Linked DNA regions of Homo sapiens: region 1 is linked to region 2. Evidence: read pairs that join two places in POLR2A ChIA-PET (ENCODE). Cell type or tissue: A673. All regions are shown on one strand. Each heading gives the region's core, and the rest is flanking DNA. Links, peaks and the distances in the headings are about the cores only.

Region 1 (8,000 bases), core at 1-8,000, 710 kb before region 2:
CTGTACTTTTCTCTGATAAATGTGTTAATCTGTTTAATAGCTAAAACTCTGAATTAGAGACATTAGGAATATGTTTTGTTATTATTATCTCCAATAATATTCTCAAATAAGAAGAAAAGTGGTTAGAATCTATCAGAATATTTAGCTATAATGAAATTTAGATTTTTATTTCCAAGATGACACATTAGAGGCATTCAGTGTGCCTCAGCCACCTGGAAATAGCAAGATAGTACAGAAGGATCAACCCAATTAAAACCCCATTTTAATTCAGTAAGGAAAACAGGAATCTAGCAGAATTGTGAAGACACCCCAAATCCTGGAGAGGAGGATACCAGCAAACAGCCTCAATGATGGCATGTGACTAATAAAAGTGAGCGAAGCCCCAGTGCATGAGAGAGGCAGAAAATATCCCTCTGTGACTCCCCTTTCCCCCGGGGACCCCAGCAACCCTGGCAGAGGGAGAGCACTTTGTTTTTCCCAAGCCCTGAAGTTAACTCGGGGAGTTACCTGGCGGAGAGGCTTGGAAAGATGCTCTGAGAAAAAGATGCTGGGAAAAACTCAGACATTCCCCAGACCCAGGACTGGGAACAGGATGCCGTTTTTAATCCAGGCACCTACAAAGGCAGCCATTCTTTAACAACCTTGCACTGTGGCTGTGCAGGCATATTAGTCTTGGGCCTGAGATTGGAGAGCCTGCTCTGGAGTGGGGTAAAGGCCTCCACAGCCAGAACTGTGAAAGTACCTCAGCAGTAGATGCTTTGTGCTCTCTCCACAGGCCTGGGGCAAGAGGGGAGCTGCTACAGGTGAAGTTTCTCCTGAGCGGTGAGTCTTGCAGCCATGGCCAGCCTGGTGACCTGGATCTGATCTGTGTGTGCCATTGATGGGTTCACCAGCCTACTCCCCTGAGATTGTGGTGCAGCAAGGCTCTCTCTGCTCTATGCACAGGCAGATCTCTGGACATTTGGAACACTCATTCACCTGGTTCAGCAGTCTGAGCTGTCGCACCTTACCTGAACATAGATGGTGGTGCAGTGAGATCCTCTCTGCTCCATGCCTAGGCTGATCTTTAGGCATTCACAGCACCTGCTTGCCTGGAGAATGCCTGTTCAGAGAACTTCGTGCAGGGGGTCCCTCTCTGCTCCATGCCCAGGCAGATCTCCAGGCATCTGGAGCACCCACTCTCCTGGAGTAGGAGGTTAGGCCACCCCCACATCTCTCTGCAGAGAACTTGGGGGCTAGGTGGTTTCCCAGCTCCATTTCTAGGCACTGAGCGCTTGGTGGCCATCCACTGGATTCTCCCTTAGCATTGGGGTTTGTGCCTGCCAAGAGGGGACCTGTGGGTGGAACTGCCCAGTCCAGCCCTTCCTGGCTCCTGACCCCCAGGGCTGAGCAGTGAGCTCAGACCACTGTGCATTCCATGGATCAGCCCAGTGCCTGAGGCAACAGAGAGATTCAGCCAGCAAACAATAAGCAAGTATATATGAATGTTGGCCTCAGACAGCTCTTAGCTATAAGCACCAGCTACAGGCTTATAGGATGAACTGCAAAGTTCAGCATAAAACCTGCCAAAAAAAAGTACATAGGTGTACACAGGCAAAGCCAAAATACTGTACCCAACATTCTCTACAGTCACACCCCTAGAGAGGGGGAAAAGGGAGAGGAAAAGAAAACACAATAATAATAATAATAATTAACAACAACAACATTATAGGGAAAGAAAGAAAAAAAACACATGCATAAAAATAATTACAAAAATTAGAAGTGCCAATTTCTCCACATCAGAAGAAACCACTGCAATAATTCTGCTACCACAACAAATCTGAATGTAGTGACACCACCAAAGGATTGCATTAGCTCTCCATCAATGGTCCCTAACAAAAATGGAAAGTCAGAAATGACAGGTAAAGCATTCAAAGCATGGATTGCAAGGAAGCTTATTGAGATCCAAGACAAGGTTGAAAATCAACACAAAGAAAGTTCCAAAACAATCAAGGAAATGAAAGAAGAGATAAACATCTTAAAGAAATCAATCAGAGATTCTAAAATCAATCAGAGTATCAGAGGTTCTGAAATTTAAAAGCTTACTTAAGGAAAGTCAAAATACAACTGAAAGCTTTATCAATAGATTGAAGCAAGCAGAATAATTTCAGAGCTTGAAAGCCAGTCTTTTGAGCTAACACAGCTGGCAAAAATTAAAAAAGAATTTTAAAAAATGAGCAACGCCTTTGAGAAATATGGGATTATGTAAACCAACCAAACCTATGAATTACTGGCATTTCTGAAAGAAAAGAATATAAAGTAAACAAGTCGAAAAATATATTTGAAGGAATAATTCAAGAAAAATTCCTTAATTTGGCTAGAGAGGTGGACATCCAGATACAAGAAATCTAGAGAAAACCTGTGAGATATTATATAAAATGAACAACACCGAGGTATATAGTTACCAGACTAACCAAAATCAATACTAAAGAAAAAAAAATCTGAAAGCCAGCTAGAGAGAGAGAGAGAGAGAGAAAAGCAGATCATATACAAAGGGGGAACCCCATCAGGCTAATGGCAGACTTCTCAGCAGAAACTTTACAAGCCAGGAAAAATTGGGGGTCTGTTTTCAGTATTTTTAAAGAAAAGAAATTCCAACCAAAAATTTCGTATCCTGCTCAATTAAGCTTCATTAGCAAAGGGGAAATAAAATATTTTCCAGGCAAGCAAGCATTAAGGGAATTCATTACACATAGGCCAGCCTTATAAGAGACCCTTAAGGGAGTTCTAAACATGCAGACAAAAGAACAATACCTGATACCAAAAAAACACACTTAAGTACATAGTACACAGACACTATAAAGCAAGAACACAATAGAAATGGCAAAGCATAGAGCTAACAGCTTCATGACAGGATTAAAACCTCACATATCAATATTAACCTTGAATGTAAATAGTCTAAACACAATTTACACTCTTAAATGTAAGAATTTAAAAGGCACAGAGTGGCAAGTTGTATAAAAACAGAAGACCCATCCAACTACTGTCTTTAAGAGATCCACCTCACATGTAACAACAGCTATAGAATCAAAGTAAAGGGTGGGAGAAAGATCTACCAGGCAAATGGAAAATAAAGCAAAACAAAACAAAAAGCAGGGATCACTATTCTTATATTAGATAAAATATATTTTAAATCAGTAACAGTAAAAAAAGGACAAAGAAGGCATTATAACCACTCCTACAGAAATACAAATGATCCTCACAGACTGTTATAAATAGCTCTATGTGCACAAACTAGAAAATCTAAAGGAAATAGAAAAATTCTTGGAAACATAGAATCACCCAACATTGAATCAGGGAGAAACTGAAACACTGAACAGACCAATACCAACTTCTGAAATTAAATCTATAATAAAAAACCTACCAACCAAAAAAAGCTCTGGACCAGACTGATTCACAGCAAATTTTTACCATACAAAATACAAAGAAGAGCTGGTATCAATTCTAATGAAACTATAGAAAAAATTGGTGAGGAAGGACTTCTTTCTAATTCATTCTACAAAGTCAGCAGCACCCTGATAACAAAAGCTGGCAAAGACAGAATTTTAGAAAGAAAGAAAGAGAAAGAGAGAGAAAGGAAGGAAAGAAGGAAGGAAGGAAGGAAGGAAGGAAGGAAGGAAGGAAGGAAGGAAGGAAGGAAGGAAGGAAACTATAGCCAATATCCCTGATGAACATAGACACAAAAATCTCAACGAAATACTAGCAAAACAAATTCAATAGTACATCAAAAAGTTAAGTCACCATGATCAAATAAGCTTCATTCCTGGGATGAAAATTTGGTTCAATATACACAAATCAATAAATGTGGCTCACCACATAAACAGAATTAAAAACAAAAATTACATAATCATCTCAATAGATGTGAAAAAAAGTTTCTGATAAAATCCAACATCCCTTCATGATAAAAAAAAAAACCCTCAAGAAACTAGGCATCAAAGGAATACACTTCAAAATAATAAGAGCCATCTATGATAAACCTACAGCCAACATCGTACTGAACAGGCAAAAGTTGGAAGCATTCCTGTTGAGAACTGGAACAAGCCAATGATGCCGACTCTCAACACTTCTATTCACTAGGACTTCATAGTACCAGAAGTCATAGCCAGAGAAATCAGGGAAGAGAAAGAAAAGGCATTCAAGTTGGAAAAGAAGAAGTCAAACTATCTCTCTTTATTGACAATTTGATTCTATGCCTTGAAAACCCTGAAGACTCCACCAAAAGGCTCCTGAAGCTGATAAATGATAGACTTTAGCAAAGTTTCAGGATATGAAAGTTATGTAGAAAAATCTGTAGCATTTCTATACACCAATAATGTTCAAGCGGAGAGCCAAATCAAGAGTGCAATCCCTTTTACAAATGCCACATGCAAATACCTAGGAATATGTATAACCAAGGAGGTGAAAGATCTCTCCAAGGGTAACTACAAAACACTGCTAAAAGGAATTACAGATGACACAAACAAATGGGAAAACATTCCATGCTCATGGATTAGAAGAATCAATATCACTAATATGACCATACTGCCCCAAACAACCAACAGATTCAATTCTATTCCTATTAAACGACCAATGTCACTTTTTACAGAATTGGAAAAAACTGTTTAAAATTCATATGAAACAAAAAAAGAGCACGAATAGCCAAAGCAATGCTAACAAAAAGAACAAAGCCAGAAGCATCACATTACCCAAGTTCATACTATACTCTAAGGCTAGAGTAACCCAAACATGATGGTACTGGTACAAAAACAGACACATAGACCAATGGAACAGAATAGAGAGCCCAGAAATATAGCCACTTAACCACCGTCATCTAATCTCAACAAAGTCAGCAAAAGTAAACAATGGAGAAAGGACTCCCAATTCAATAAATAGTGTGGGGATAGCTATCTAGCCATATTCAGAAAAATTACAATGGACCCCTATCTTTCACCATATATAAAAATTAACTGAAAATGAATTAAAGATTCATTTTATAATACCTGGTAATTCATAAATGTAATACCTGCAGCAATAAGAATCCTAGATGAAAACCTAGGAAATGCCATTCTGGGCATGGACCTTGAGATAGAATTTATGATTAAATCCTCAAAAGCAACTGCAACAAAAACAAAAATTGACAAGTGAGAGAGACCTATTAAACTAAAGAGCTTCTGAACAACGAAAAAAACTATCAACAGAGTAAACAGGCAACCTACAGAATGGAAGAATATATTTACAAACTATGCATTTGACAAAAGTCTAATATTCAGAATCTATAAGGAACTTAAACAATTGAACAAGCAAAAAACAAATAACCCCTGTGAAAAATGAGCAAAAGACATCAACGGACACTTCACAAACGATGACACCCAAGCAGCCAACAATCATAAGAAAAAATGCTTTTCATCATTAATCATCAGAGAAATGTAAATGAAAATCTCAATTAGCTACCATTTCATACCAATCAGAATGGCTATTATTAAAAAGTCAAAAAACAATAGACATTGGTGAGGATGAGGAGAAAAGGGCTTGCTTATACACTGTTGGTGGGAATATAAATTAGTTCAGCCACTGTGGAAAGCAGTTTGGAGAGTTCTCAAGAAACTCAGAACACCATTCACCACTGATAACACCATTTCCTTTGTTATCCAAAGGAAAAGAAATCATTCTACCAAAAAGGCACATGCACTCACATGTTCTTTGCAGCATTATTCTCAATAGCAAAGACCTGAAATCAACCTAGGTGCCCATCAACAGTGAGTTCAATAAAGAAAATGTGGTACATATACACCATGGAATACTACACAGCCATAAAAAAGAATGAAATCATGGCCTTTGCAGCAACATGAATGTAGCTGGAGGACATTATCCTAAGTGAAATAAGTCAGAAACAGAAAAGCAAATATCACACATTGTTACTTATAAGAGGGAACTGAACACTGGGCTCATGGAAATAAAAATGGCAATGGTAGACACTAGGGACTACCAGAGGTGGGAGGAAGGTATAGGGGAAAGAGCTGAAAAAATAACTGTTGCGTACTATGCTCAGTACCTGGGTAAAGGGATCATTCGTACCACAAACCTCAGCATCACATAATATACTCAGATAAAAAAACCTGCACAGGTACTCCACAAATCTAAAACAAAAGTTGAAAAATAAAAATAAAATAAAATTTAGTAAGATCTATTTCCTGGGGTTATTGCAGGGATGCTTTTAATCTCATACACACACACATACACACACACACACACACACATCCAAATAATCGATCTTACATTATCGATATCTAATATATCTTAAAATAACCTAAGTCCACTGTATACTCTGGACTTACAATGAAGAGAAACAAAGAGCTTCTTCATTTCTTCAAGTAGGAAATATATTATTAGGAAAGAACAACTTGTTTAGTCCACTTCTGAGACCATGTGGATCAGATCAGCTGAAAGCATGCTCTCAGGCATTCCTGTCTGCATAACAATTCTTTATTTCTATCTCTGTCTATTCTCATTGAAGTTAATCTCCTACCAATTCCCAGAAGTCTTCTGTCCTCCAATAGCAATGCACTCCATGCATCTTGCCACACACAGTTAGTGAATGAAAGACAGAAGGAATGCCTTGGTATACTCTTTCTTTTGCTTGGATTTTCCTGCTCCACCAAGAGAACATTCTCATTCTGAAAATTCATCATGAGGACCTTCTGTTATTTGTAGCTCCCCCTGATGCCTTTCTCTGTCGTTCGCAGGCACATCCTCCACCTTCTGAATGCCAACATCCTCCAAGGGTATCTCTACCGTGGAATTCATCATGGGGTAGATATTGTCAGCTCAAAAGGAGAGCTGACATCTCAGGAAGTAAGGGACAGTCCATGGGCCCCCCACAGACTGCCACCTGATTCTCAGTGTCTGTGGGAACTTTGGCTTATTTTATTAATCAAGAGGTTCTGCTTCAAAGGACCAGTGCGGAAAGGGGGCACATTATTGGCCCTAGAAACTATGTAAGCCTGACGATCAAAAAGTCACTATCTCAGTGGGAAGGTATACCATGAAATCTCTGCCCACAGATGCACAGCCAGACAACAAGGAAACTTATCTTGGGTAGATACTGGGTGGGAAAATAAATGTCTATCCCTGGAGAAATCATGGCCACAGCCAGCCCTCTCTTGGTTTGAGAGGTTTCAACATAGACTGCACACGTCACCTGATCATTTTAATGAAGGAATTTAATGAATGTATTTATGGAATTAACATAAAAATAGTCCTTGGTTGGTAACACTCCGGAGGCCTTGACCAATGCCAAAGCAATCTCTAGAGAGCTAACCCTTGACCTAGGCCACACAAGACCTTCTCAGCCAAGCCAATGAGGAATACCAAGTCACACCCCAAACCACAAAACATGGAGAAATAATCTCACTGAGCAACCATCGGCAGGCAGAATAAGCAGCAGTAGGAGAAGCTCAATTACTTCACATATACGATGATTGCTTATAGATTATGTAATAAGCAGGTTTTAACAAAACAACTATGGATATAAAAAGAACTAGAAATATGAGAAAAGAACAAGAAACAGTATTTGAGAAAAAGACAGATTTGAAAAAGAACAAAGTGGAACTCTTAGAAGTGAACAAAAGTCATTGAAATTAAAATGCAATGCATGAGTTAAACTTCACATTAATCACCGTTCACAAAGGAATGAAGTGTAAGAAAGCACTGCAGAAATTATCCGGAATGAAGCACAGAGTGATACAGAAATGGAAAATGTAAAACAGAAATTAGAGGAGCAGAGAGAATCAGAAAGGACAGCATGTTTCTAAAAGGAATCTCAAAAGAAAGGAAGAAAAAAATGAAGAAGGGGGAACATTCACAAGGATCATGGCCAACAATTTTTCGAACTGGTAAAGTAAATGCATCAGATGATTTGCAAATCAGAAGAAGCCTTAAGCAGGATTAATTTTTAAAAACTAATATCTGGGGTTCCTGTGGTA
Region 2 (10,700 bases), core at 1,017-9,016:
AATGACTGATTACATAAAAACATAAGGTTTTTTTTTGTAAACTTTAAAGAATGATACAAATATAAGGTATGCCATGTAAGCTCGTGTCTAAATATACATTTTGTTGTATTTTCTTTTTAATACATTAATATTTAGAATAGTCATTCTACATAGCAAGGACTGACAAGAATAATCTTTAATTGTGGTGAATTTATACATACAAAATATGCCTTCCATGATATGCATTACCAACTTGTTTTAAAAAGCAAGACTTTTTACAATTAGTAATTTATAGAAAAACATTCTTAGAAATCATACTTGCTATAATTTATTTTTTCTAAATACCGGCATAAAGTGAATAAGAATGCTATTTGGCAAAAGTATTTCTAGCCCTATCTCCATTGAAAGTTTTAAATTAAGGTCAAGATTATTGACCCATTACTTCTCTGTTCTAGTTGCTTGCAGAAAGCCACTAAATATAGCTAAAATATTCAAAATATTATATGTTAAAGCTGACATAATATTACACAAAGCTCAATTACATCTAATTTTTGAGGACTGCATGAAACAACTTGGCACAATTATGACTCATAGCGTGTATTTTTATTAAGTAAATCCTGCAAGTTTCAAGGGGCTTTTTTCTAAGTAAGATTTTCTTACTTTTCTATACATCTAAATCCTACTTCCCACCTATAGCCATTTAACTGCTAAATGTGGTAATAGGTTTTGTGTCAAAAAGCTCCAGAATTCCTTCATTCCCACACTCCTACATGTAAAACTTTTAAAATCAATAAATAAGACTTCCTAAAACTGTCTTTTGATTGTAGGAGTTCTATTTCACAGCAACTGGAACATTAAAACCAAGAACATTGTTTTGTTGTTGTTGTTGTTGGATTTTGTAACTTTTATTTTCAAGAAGTCCAATAAATGATATCTTGCCTTTGATAGGTTAGATATAACTAGGTACTGGGATTTAAAATCAAAGGTGAGAATTTTTATAAAGTAGTATGTACAATCCTGCAATGATAAAAGACTTCCTAATTTAATTCTAAGTAGTGCTAATCTTCACTATGACTGCTATTAGTGGTTCAGCTGAAGACTTACAAAATCGATAGAAGCTAAAATTCTCTTTGCCACCAAAGTTACAAATGTTAAAAAGTTCAAATATGCACATCAAAGCTGCAGTAAAATTCTAAATTTCTATTTCTACATGCCATGATCCAGACTGTACCTAACAAAAACACGGTACATTTGTATTGGAAAACAGGGTCCCATTTATTTGTAAGAAAAAGCTGGATCTCAGCATTCACCAGAGCAAAATTCAATGGCAACCTGCACATAAGTCTCAATTTCACTTCTTGCCAAAAACAAAATAGAGTTTACATAAAAATAGATATAACCCAGATAACCATATACATCAGTATATGACCAGTGCTATTTACATGTAAAATGTTGCATTGCATAATTCAAGGAATAAAATACCATCATGCATTTCATTTAACTTTTAAGGTGAAAAATGCAGTTACAGAACTAAGTTTGCTTACCATGATTGTCCCAATATTTACTTAAGAAACAATACCCAAAGGTTTCTTGTTTACATATCTCTTTCCACATCTAGCTATTCATCTGTGTAACAGATTACACCACTTTAGCAACAAGAAACTTTTGAACAATATCTATTATACTGACATATTAAACTGAAGATATGAATACATAATCACACTGAAAGTTTTGATGAAAATGTATGAAAGAATCCCAAGAATTAGTTTTTCCAATGTAAAAAACTATTTGGAATATCGTAAAGGAGCAGTGAAGTCCTTTCAAAGTTTAATGTCACTCTTCAGACAGGTACAGACATAACACACTTCTAAAAGGAACATTCTTTATCATTCTGCACAAATTAAAATACAATGCAATAATCAAAAAGGGAAACATTATATAATTGTTACATTAGATGAAGTTTTTGCCATTTCTTCAGGAGAATGGCTCTTTACGACTTCTTTGATGAACTGTTCAAGTGCAGTGAAATAGCCTTGGCACTGCCATGTGTCATTGTGAGTCCCATCTGGAAAAATGGCTAATCTCTTAGTCCGAGATGGGGAGAGTTCATAAAGTTGTTTCATCATTACTGGTGGAATTAATTGATCTGAGAGTCCAGAGATGAAAAGTGAAGGCATTCTACACTGAGAGATTTTTCTGTAGGACAAAAATTTATTTTTGTAGCACCATAAAGGAAGGTAACGCATCGGAAAGAATGAAAATAAAGTGCTGGCCATATGTGGTATGCTTAAAAATGTGTTCTCCACCATAATGGCTGAAATCCTATGTGAATTTTCAGAAGCCAAATGAATAGCCACTGCTCCACCCAAGGAACGGCCAAAAAGAAAAATTTTTGTTTTATCAAGGTCAGGTCTAGTCATCACGTAGTCTAACACAGCTTCAGAATCTAAGTAGAGTCCTTCTTCACTTGCTTCTCCTTCACTTTTTCCATATCCTCGATAATCAACCAGCAAAAGGTTAACTTTGAGGTTAACCAACATAAGTAATGCATTTGGCAACCTGTGACCTATGTTGCCTGCATTCCCATGAAAATAAATTATAGTTGGGGAATAGGGTGAATTGTCTCCAGTGTATCGTATCAAAATAAGATTCAGACGTATTCCATCTTTGGTTCTGATGAAAATGTTTTCATGTGGAATGCCAGTGGGCATGGGAACATAAAGACGTGAAGAGGATGGCTGTTCTGGAAAATAAAGCAATACATCCTGGAATTTATACAGAATACCTGCTATTGATATGAATATTAACAAAAGTAAGATAATGCCTCCATACAGATGAAAAGTCACTATTAAAGGTAAAAGAGAAATACGGCAGAGAGCCCAAGACCATGAAGCCAAGGCTATTAGCCATCTTTCAACAAAGTTCCACAGCATCCAGGACTTTTCCATTGTAGCTCTCTGTAAGTATCCTAGAGAGAGAGAGGGAGAATATCAATAATTCAACGTCTATCTATTCTTTTAAAAATCCACAATATAATAAACTATGGTACTAGGCCACATGTAATTGTTAAATATGGTAATAGGTACAGTCCATCCACAAAAGTAGCTGCTATAATTTCCCTTGTCCTTTCTGTTCTCAACAGTTTCCTTTCTACCATATCCCTCCACTGTCATATTTAGGAAACACTAATATTCTTCAAATTAACTCATTTTTAACAAGTGCTTATTCTTCATATACGTGTTCTCACGGATTTGACCCAAAAAAAGTTGATGCGATAGTGTCATTTTTTTTTTTTAATGAGAAAACAGAAGCTCAGGGGCATAAGTAGACTGGCTATCATCTGCTTCTCAATGTAGAAGAGCTGGGAGGCAAACAAGCATGATTCTAGAGATTGTGGTACATCTGCTGTTAGGTTACGTATGTCCAGGGCAAACTGTACTGAAAAGGCAGTTCAGAAATTCCAACATAGCAAGACCAATCTAATATACTTTGTCAATTTTTTTCACATACGGTAGCAAAAACTAAAGAAACTAGGGTAAGGAGTTGGGCAAAACAAAATAAAACAAAAAAAAACAACTAGGGAAAGAAAGAATAAAAGTATCCCCCCTCTACCTCGAAGTTTTAATACTAAACTTAAATAATTTGCTTAAACACTAGATTCTAATATTGTATTAGTTTTAAGAAAATTATTAATGATTTATCTTTCATATGTAATTAAAAATAAATATCATATTGCTAGTGTCATGAGATCGGCAGTATCTTTTATATACTCTTTAATGAAGTTTCACGTCCTGGGGTCAATAGATTGCTAAAATGTATTGATAAGGCAATAAATACTTGAGGGTTCAGTGTGAAACAAATACACAGAAATCCTCTGAGAAACAGAGATAAATAAAGTAAAATGACTCACTGGAGAACAATTCTTAAAAAGATTACTAAAATATGTTAACTGATATAAAGAAAGTAAAAACTATTAAAAGAGAATTTTTTGTTATCAAAAGGTTTATACATGTTGTCTTAAAAAGGCAAAAGAATTGAGATATGTTACAAATTTTCTTATGTACTATTCGTCTACTTATGCTTATTTACTGAACTTTTAAAAATACTACATTTCCTTCTTTCCCACTGACCAAACTGCTATAAAGAGGTTATAGATTGATTATACAAATAATGAGTTGGATGATTTAACAAATTTGATTTTTTTCTATTATTTCACTAAACATAGACTTTTACATTTGAATTATTATTCAAATGAACTGAACCTTTTTGAGCATAAACCAACATTTTTCTGATTTCCCAGAAATCAACACTGCCACCCAGTGGTAGCAAGTTTTATTACAGTATCACATCCTCCCTGAATAACTATTTATCACTTATTTCCAGTCTCAATTGCCTTTTCAGTAGAATGAGTTTTTAAAATGCTTACCTATGAGGCTGGTCATTAGTATCAAGTAAGATTAATAATGAGATCATTCATAAATGTTACAGACATGTTAACTTTATTTGCTTTTGTGACTGGTATTTCTGGCTCTACTACTTTCTTACTGTGTTCTGCTCAAATTAGTTCTTACTTAAAAAATTATATAAAACCAGATAAAATAGCTCCAAATACACGAATAAGGCATATTTTAAAATTTGAATCTTATATTTACATTTATATCAATTTACATAGTTAAATTTTCAACTAATGAACTTTGAAAAGTTATTTTCGTTTTAGTAGCCTCTAACATCTAATTTTAGCAAATACTGAATTAAAATTTATAAGACTAGGAATTGTATATCTCTTTTTCACTATTGCATCTCTAATATCTAGTACAGCACTTTATATATACTTACGACTAAAACATTTTTAAAATAATCTAATTACATATACGAATTATTCAATTTATTTTAAAAAAAGTATTCTGAGCAGTGGGCATATATGTTTAAAACAACATCAGAAAAATGGGCGTATTTGTTTGGGTCTATTACTGGCTAGGAATAATAAGGGATAAACTTACCGTTTTCCACAAAACATTCCTGAAAAGTCACATTAACTAAACTGTTTTGTGATAAACAATCATAATCTCACAATCAGTTGTTGCACTATGGAAGTCGGAATAAAAGTCCATTCATCTTGAGTAATATCAAATGGAAGTCATTTTTAAGAACAGGTTAATAAAAATTGCTCTGGGGTGGCGGAGTGCGTGGGTATGGGTGTGTTTTCTCCTTAACATATTCTTATATTGCTGGTTTAGAGTAAGAACTCCACTCACGGATTGCCTTATTTTTACCTAACCCCACTTGCTAATAATCTCTGTTCCCTAGTCTGTATGATATATATTTCCATCTCAAAGGTGATCTTAAAGGAACCAGGACAAGTGAACAATATCAGGAAGGATTTTTAATTTACTGAATTTGCTGAAAGTATCAGCAAAGCATAATTACCATGCACCATCTGCTGAGATGTAAAAACAACTTCATACCCAGATGTTATGACAGTCAATAGAAACAAACACTGCCTCTAATAAAGTCGACTGCATGGATCCTACAGCCAGCATTATGTTTTCTATTGATTTTGTCAATAAATTAGTGTGAGTAAACGGTTAACAAAACCTTTCTCCCTCTTCAGATAAAAAATGACCTCTCCTTAACCTTCCTGCACTGTTTCCCTGGAAACCTGATAAAGGTGGGATATCAGCTGTGTTTCTAAGCAACAGTGTAGTAAAAATGGCTCCTACTGATGAGCTACATCTGGACTGAGAGGACAGTGAGCAGGGCTAAACATGCCCAGTGGGAAGTATAAACAGGGGCTTTTCTGAATTGAATACGACCTGTAATTGGCTTGTCATTTGCTTAGTCCTGGATGCTATACTCACATGCTGTCACAAAAAGACACTGTTTCCTGTGGAGCATGAAGCAGCTAAGCCAGGGTGGTGCTCACTCCCACCCTTGTGTCATTTTCCACTAGACCTGAGCTATCATCTGGAACAATATACCTAACACTGACATGTTGGGTTTTCAAAAAAGCAGAAAGGCTGATGCACAGTACGGTCCACTATGGTATACTGGGTCTTGTGAGTATCAATGTCCAATTGACCCCAAGACCACTGCTACTAGTCATGAAGAATGAGTGAAGCAATCAAGTATGTCCCATGTGGTAAAACACCTATAAAACGTGTCTTCAGAGGAGATGTATTATTTGTTGGGTTCTTCTGCATGTGAAATCCATTTGCTGATAACATCTTGGCATCATAAAAATCAGGAAAAAGGATGCATTTAATACACTCAAACTTATACCAACTAGAAGGGCTGCTGAGTAGGAGAGCCAATTAGACCTGTTCCATGTAGAATATAGAAATGTAGATAATCAATAACTTCTCATCTTCCAGTCTTCTTTTACATCATTATTGTATGTATTTTTAACCTTATGTCTACATCTTAAATGAATACCTGACAGTCCCATTTCTCAATTTTCTGTTTGCTATGTTATCAGATCTGGTATTACATGTCAGACATTTCTAAAACCCACCAATCTGTGGTTTTAACCACCGCCAGTAACTCCTTAACCATTTACTATCTGAGAACTTGCTGACTGACTTCTCATAATGATCTCTCATACAATGTAAACTTCACTTTAAAATAAATCTAGTGGATTTTTCTCAATCCACACTGCAACACCAGACCCCCAAAGTGTCATCTGCTATTGGCTTCTCCTCTACACTCAAATTGCTGTTTCTCTCTGCCCTATACCCCGAAAAGCAGGCATTTTCCAAGGTCTTCTCCACTCATTTAGGATACTATGTTCTTTCCCTCAGTGATTTCATTCCTTTTCATGGCTCCAATTATCACACCTGTGTATGAATTATTCCCAATCTACAAGTCTACTCTTCATCTACAATCTCAATTTACCTGTTCCTCACGTACCTGATGCTTCACTGATATTTCAAACTTATCCAAAACTAAACACATCCTGCTCCCTTCCCAACGTTTTGCAGACTTTATGCTAATTATACACAAAAAAAGCATGATGTGTAAACAAATACATTTTTTAAAAACCCAGGATATGTAGCTAAGATTTAAGTATTACAGTTTATTATAACCTGTACCAGTCTTGTATTTGAATGAAAAAAAAATCAACCTTAGAAACAACTTTTGTGCTTTCTAAATGAAGTGGTTTGAGGTGTCACATTGATATTAGTGAGTGTGTCTCAAAAAATAATCTACTGAAAGCATAACTAATCTTTATTATCATGTACTGTATAAATTAGATATGATTGTTTTCCTTTTACAAGAATGGTTTTGCAGTATTAGTGACATCCTGCTATACTACATAAGTAGTTTGATCATCTGATGCAATTTAATATATGGTGCTCATCTTGAGGATTTATGGTCCTAATTGGCTGGTTGTAGTCACCTCTAGTGCTCCCTACTTACTGTCTCTAAATTTAAGTCCATGACGGGTATACAATAAACAATTTGAGACTAAAAATAAGAGCCGTCTAGAACTGTAAAGCTCTCAGACCACCTTGCTGGCTAACAGTGTTAGCTGGATGGTAAGTCAGCTAAGGGCATGAGTGATGGCCATGCTTCTCTGATGTCTACTAATCATCTCCTGTGTTCATATAGGATCACGAATGGTTCCATTTTTAAGGAAAAATATTTCATTTAAATAACTATTTTATAAACTGATGCTTTAGAAAAAGAGATCAATATTGAAGTCATGCCCACTACGAATGGTATGAGTCCTCAGAATATCACTGCAGGCTCCCAGGGGAGCTGTGAAACCCAGCGTGGACCACTGAAGCAGGCCTACAGTTGATTTCCCAGCCTCTTCCGTAAGAGATGGTCATCAGATTCCAATGCATCCTAGTATACTATACAGTCCTTGCTCTCAAGTAGCTTGTGATCTACTCAGTAACGTTCAAGCAACTCTTGAGGTACTCGGGAGACAGATATGGATATAAATAACTACATACCTAACGTAAGTTCATTTAATTATAGAGCAGACAAAGAAAAATCAAAGAAAGATGACAATTGTCATTACATATAGCAAAGGAAAATCAAAACCTTAGCTGTATCTTTCCTTCACAACATAATTTTAGTAGTCTCTGGATTTCATCAAGGTTGATTACTTAGAGAAACCAAGTGGAAACTTATGCAATGTTTTAAAAGCAGGACAAAACATAACTCCAGGATTAAGAATCTCTATTACTTTCCATCAAACAGCTGTCTGTGACACTTATTTTTATTCATTTAGCACGATTATTCACAGAAACTGCAAGTATTCAGCATAATCTAAATAAATACTTGGCAAGGATAGCATAGAGGAATTTAGAGCTGTTAAACTGGATGAACTTTGAGGGCTCTATTAAATCTGAGATCTTTCTATGCCAGTGGTTCTCAAAAGGTGGTCAGAAACCTGAGGGTCCCCAAGACCCTCTAATGGGGTCCACAAGATCAGTATTATGCTCATAATAATACTAAAATATCATTTACTTTTTTCACTGTTTGACACTTGCACTAATGATGCATAAGCAATGATGGGTAAAATTGCTGGTGCCTTTGTAAGAATCAAGGTAGTGGCCTCACGTGTTGGAGTCACTGTATTCTTTATCACCATGAGCTCACGGTAAATGAGGGAATAATCCAGTTTTACTTAAGAATGTCAAAGAAGAAGCAGTAAAAATTATTTTATCTCAACTAACAAGTACACATCTTTTTAACACATTGTGTGACAAATGTGTGACAACACTGGAAGTGCACATAAAGCATTTTGTGCTATGTATTGAAATACATTTGAATTGTGAGCTGAACTAGCTGCTTTGTTCAGGTAACAACATTTTTATTTAAAAAGACAACTGACAAACTATGGTTGTTCAGACTTAGAGGTTTGGCAGATATTTACTAGAAAATGAATGAGGTTGCCAATAGCTCCTAGACACTTAAGGGACCTTTTTGATGGCACTGTGGTAATCTATTAATATTAAACATGTCACCATTTGGAAAAATCTGCATAACTCCATAAACCAATATATTCCAAATGACCAATGAATGGTGTCACAAAATCAAGCAAACGTGAGTAAAAAATTCACTACAAACCAACAGATTTTGATGTAACAAGAGACAACAATTTCTCTGATGTAGGTTTCAGATGGCACAATATAACTGACCTTTAAGGAAGTGCCTCCTGTTGGGTGATGGAGTCGTACCAACGAGTACCCACAATTCTCTACTACAATACTCTTCCCTTTACAACTACAAATTTGTGTGAGCCTGACTTTCTTCATGTTTCACTTTAAGAGCCTAATAATCTGCCTGTCTTCTATGAGGCAGACATTAAAGATAATTACAAAAATATAATCCCACACCTCTATTTTTTGTAATTACAATTGTTTTATATAAAATTTTATTTATGTGAGTATGTAATGAACTTACTACTGCTATTTTTAAATGAATTAAAACTTCCAGTTTTCCAATTTTAATTTATACACTTTATAAACTTCCAGTTTTCCAATTTTAATTTATACACTTTATAAACTTCCAGTTTTAATTTCTAACACAATAAATATCTATATAATCCACATACATACAAAAAAATCTTTGGGATCTTTACATTTCTAAAATGTAAACGGTCTGAGACCAAAAAGCTTGAGAACCACGGTTCCATACTATTTAACCATATAACTGTATTGCCTTATGCCCCAGAGACTTGCCTTCTTCAAATTAAGAAAGATATATTACATTTTTTTAAATCCTTTCTGCATTATAACATATATAAATATATTTAAGGTTTTTACCCAGTAATATTTTCTCCAAAAACTAAAAATAAATAAAAACTTATATATATCAAGAACTGAAACTCAAAAGTATAGGAGTAAATACATTGTAATTATTGCCGTAAGGTTAGTAGGAGAATAAATTAGACAAATCTATTGTATCATAGATAACATTTTACAATAAAAATTGTATTTTAATGAAGGTCAGAACTGCCCTACAAATTAAATTCTAGTTATTCTAATTATTTTTAATTAAAAAGTGTACATTGGGCCAGGCATGGTGGCTCATGCGTGTAATCCTAGCGCTTTAGGAAGCCAAGACAGGTGGATTGCCTGAGCTCAGGAGTTTGAGACTAGTCCGGGCAACATGGTAAAACACCGTCTCTACTAAAAATTACAAAAAATTAGCCGGGCATGGTGGCGCGTGCCTGTAATCCCAGCTACTAGGGAGACTGAGGCATGAGAATCACTTGAACCCAGGAGTCGAGGTTGCAGGGAGCTGAGATCGTGCCACTGCACTCCAACCTGGGTGACACAGTGAGACTATGTCTCAAAAAAAAAAAAAAGTGTACATTGTTTTGCATATTGTATATCGAGTTACGGATTCTGCCACCAGCAAATGGTCTTTTAAAAATACAAAAAAGTGCATTACCCATAGTGAATTACAATGAATTTCCGAAAAACAATTTGGCAAAAGGCTAAACAATTTCAAATACAATTAAAAAGTCCTAAGTCATAAAGGCACTATTATTTCTTTAAAGATCTTTAAGTCCATCCTAGATTGATAATTTTGGGAACAGCTTGTTTAAAAATAAAAACTGTTCATACATTTAAAAAAAATGTGCAGGTTCAAGTGAAGACTGTAAAAAGTGGAAAGGGAGTTCGTGTGTCAATGCCGACATCCACATCCCAGCAGAGAATGAGGACCCCACACCCCATGGGCTCATTAATTACTCTGGGTGA

The links. Peaks named below come from ENCODE experiments on the same cell type or tissue, not always from the same donor. Only the 100,000 strongest peaks of a DNase experiment are listed, where the experiment ranks them.
Region 1: POLR2A ChIA-PET joins it to region 2 with 6 read pairs; 1 of 35 experiments calls an interaction of 5 or more read pairs at or near these places.

The regions. Positions count from the first base shown.
Region 1 is chr13:108,931,773-108,939,772 of GRCh38, reverse strand. All of the region lies in intron 16 of MYO16 (myosin XVI), which reads right to left. Among named protein-coding and RNA genes, the nearest start is that of MYO16-AS2, 170 kb to the left of the region's middle. In A673, for the core only: no CTCF peak of the experiment used is centred there; a DNase peak (open chromatin) is centred at 3,532; H3K27ac peaks cover 2,736 bases.
Region 2 is chr13:108,221,446-108,232,145 of GRCh38, reverse strand. ABHD13 (abhydrolase domain containing 13) reads right to left here. Exons shown (of 2, transcript NM_032859.3): 2 at 1-2,947. The coding sequence starts at 2,927. The coding sequence ends at 1,914. Among named protein-coding and RNA genes, the nearest start is that of ABHD13, 8.4 kb to the right of the region's middle. In A673, for the core only: a CTCF peak has its summit at 4,293 (motif pointing left); a DNase peak (open chromatin) is centred at 4,295.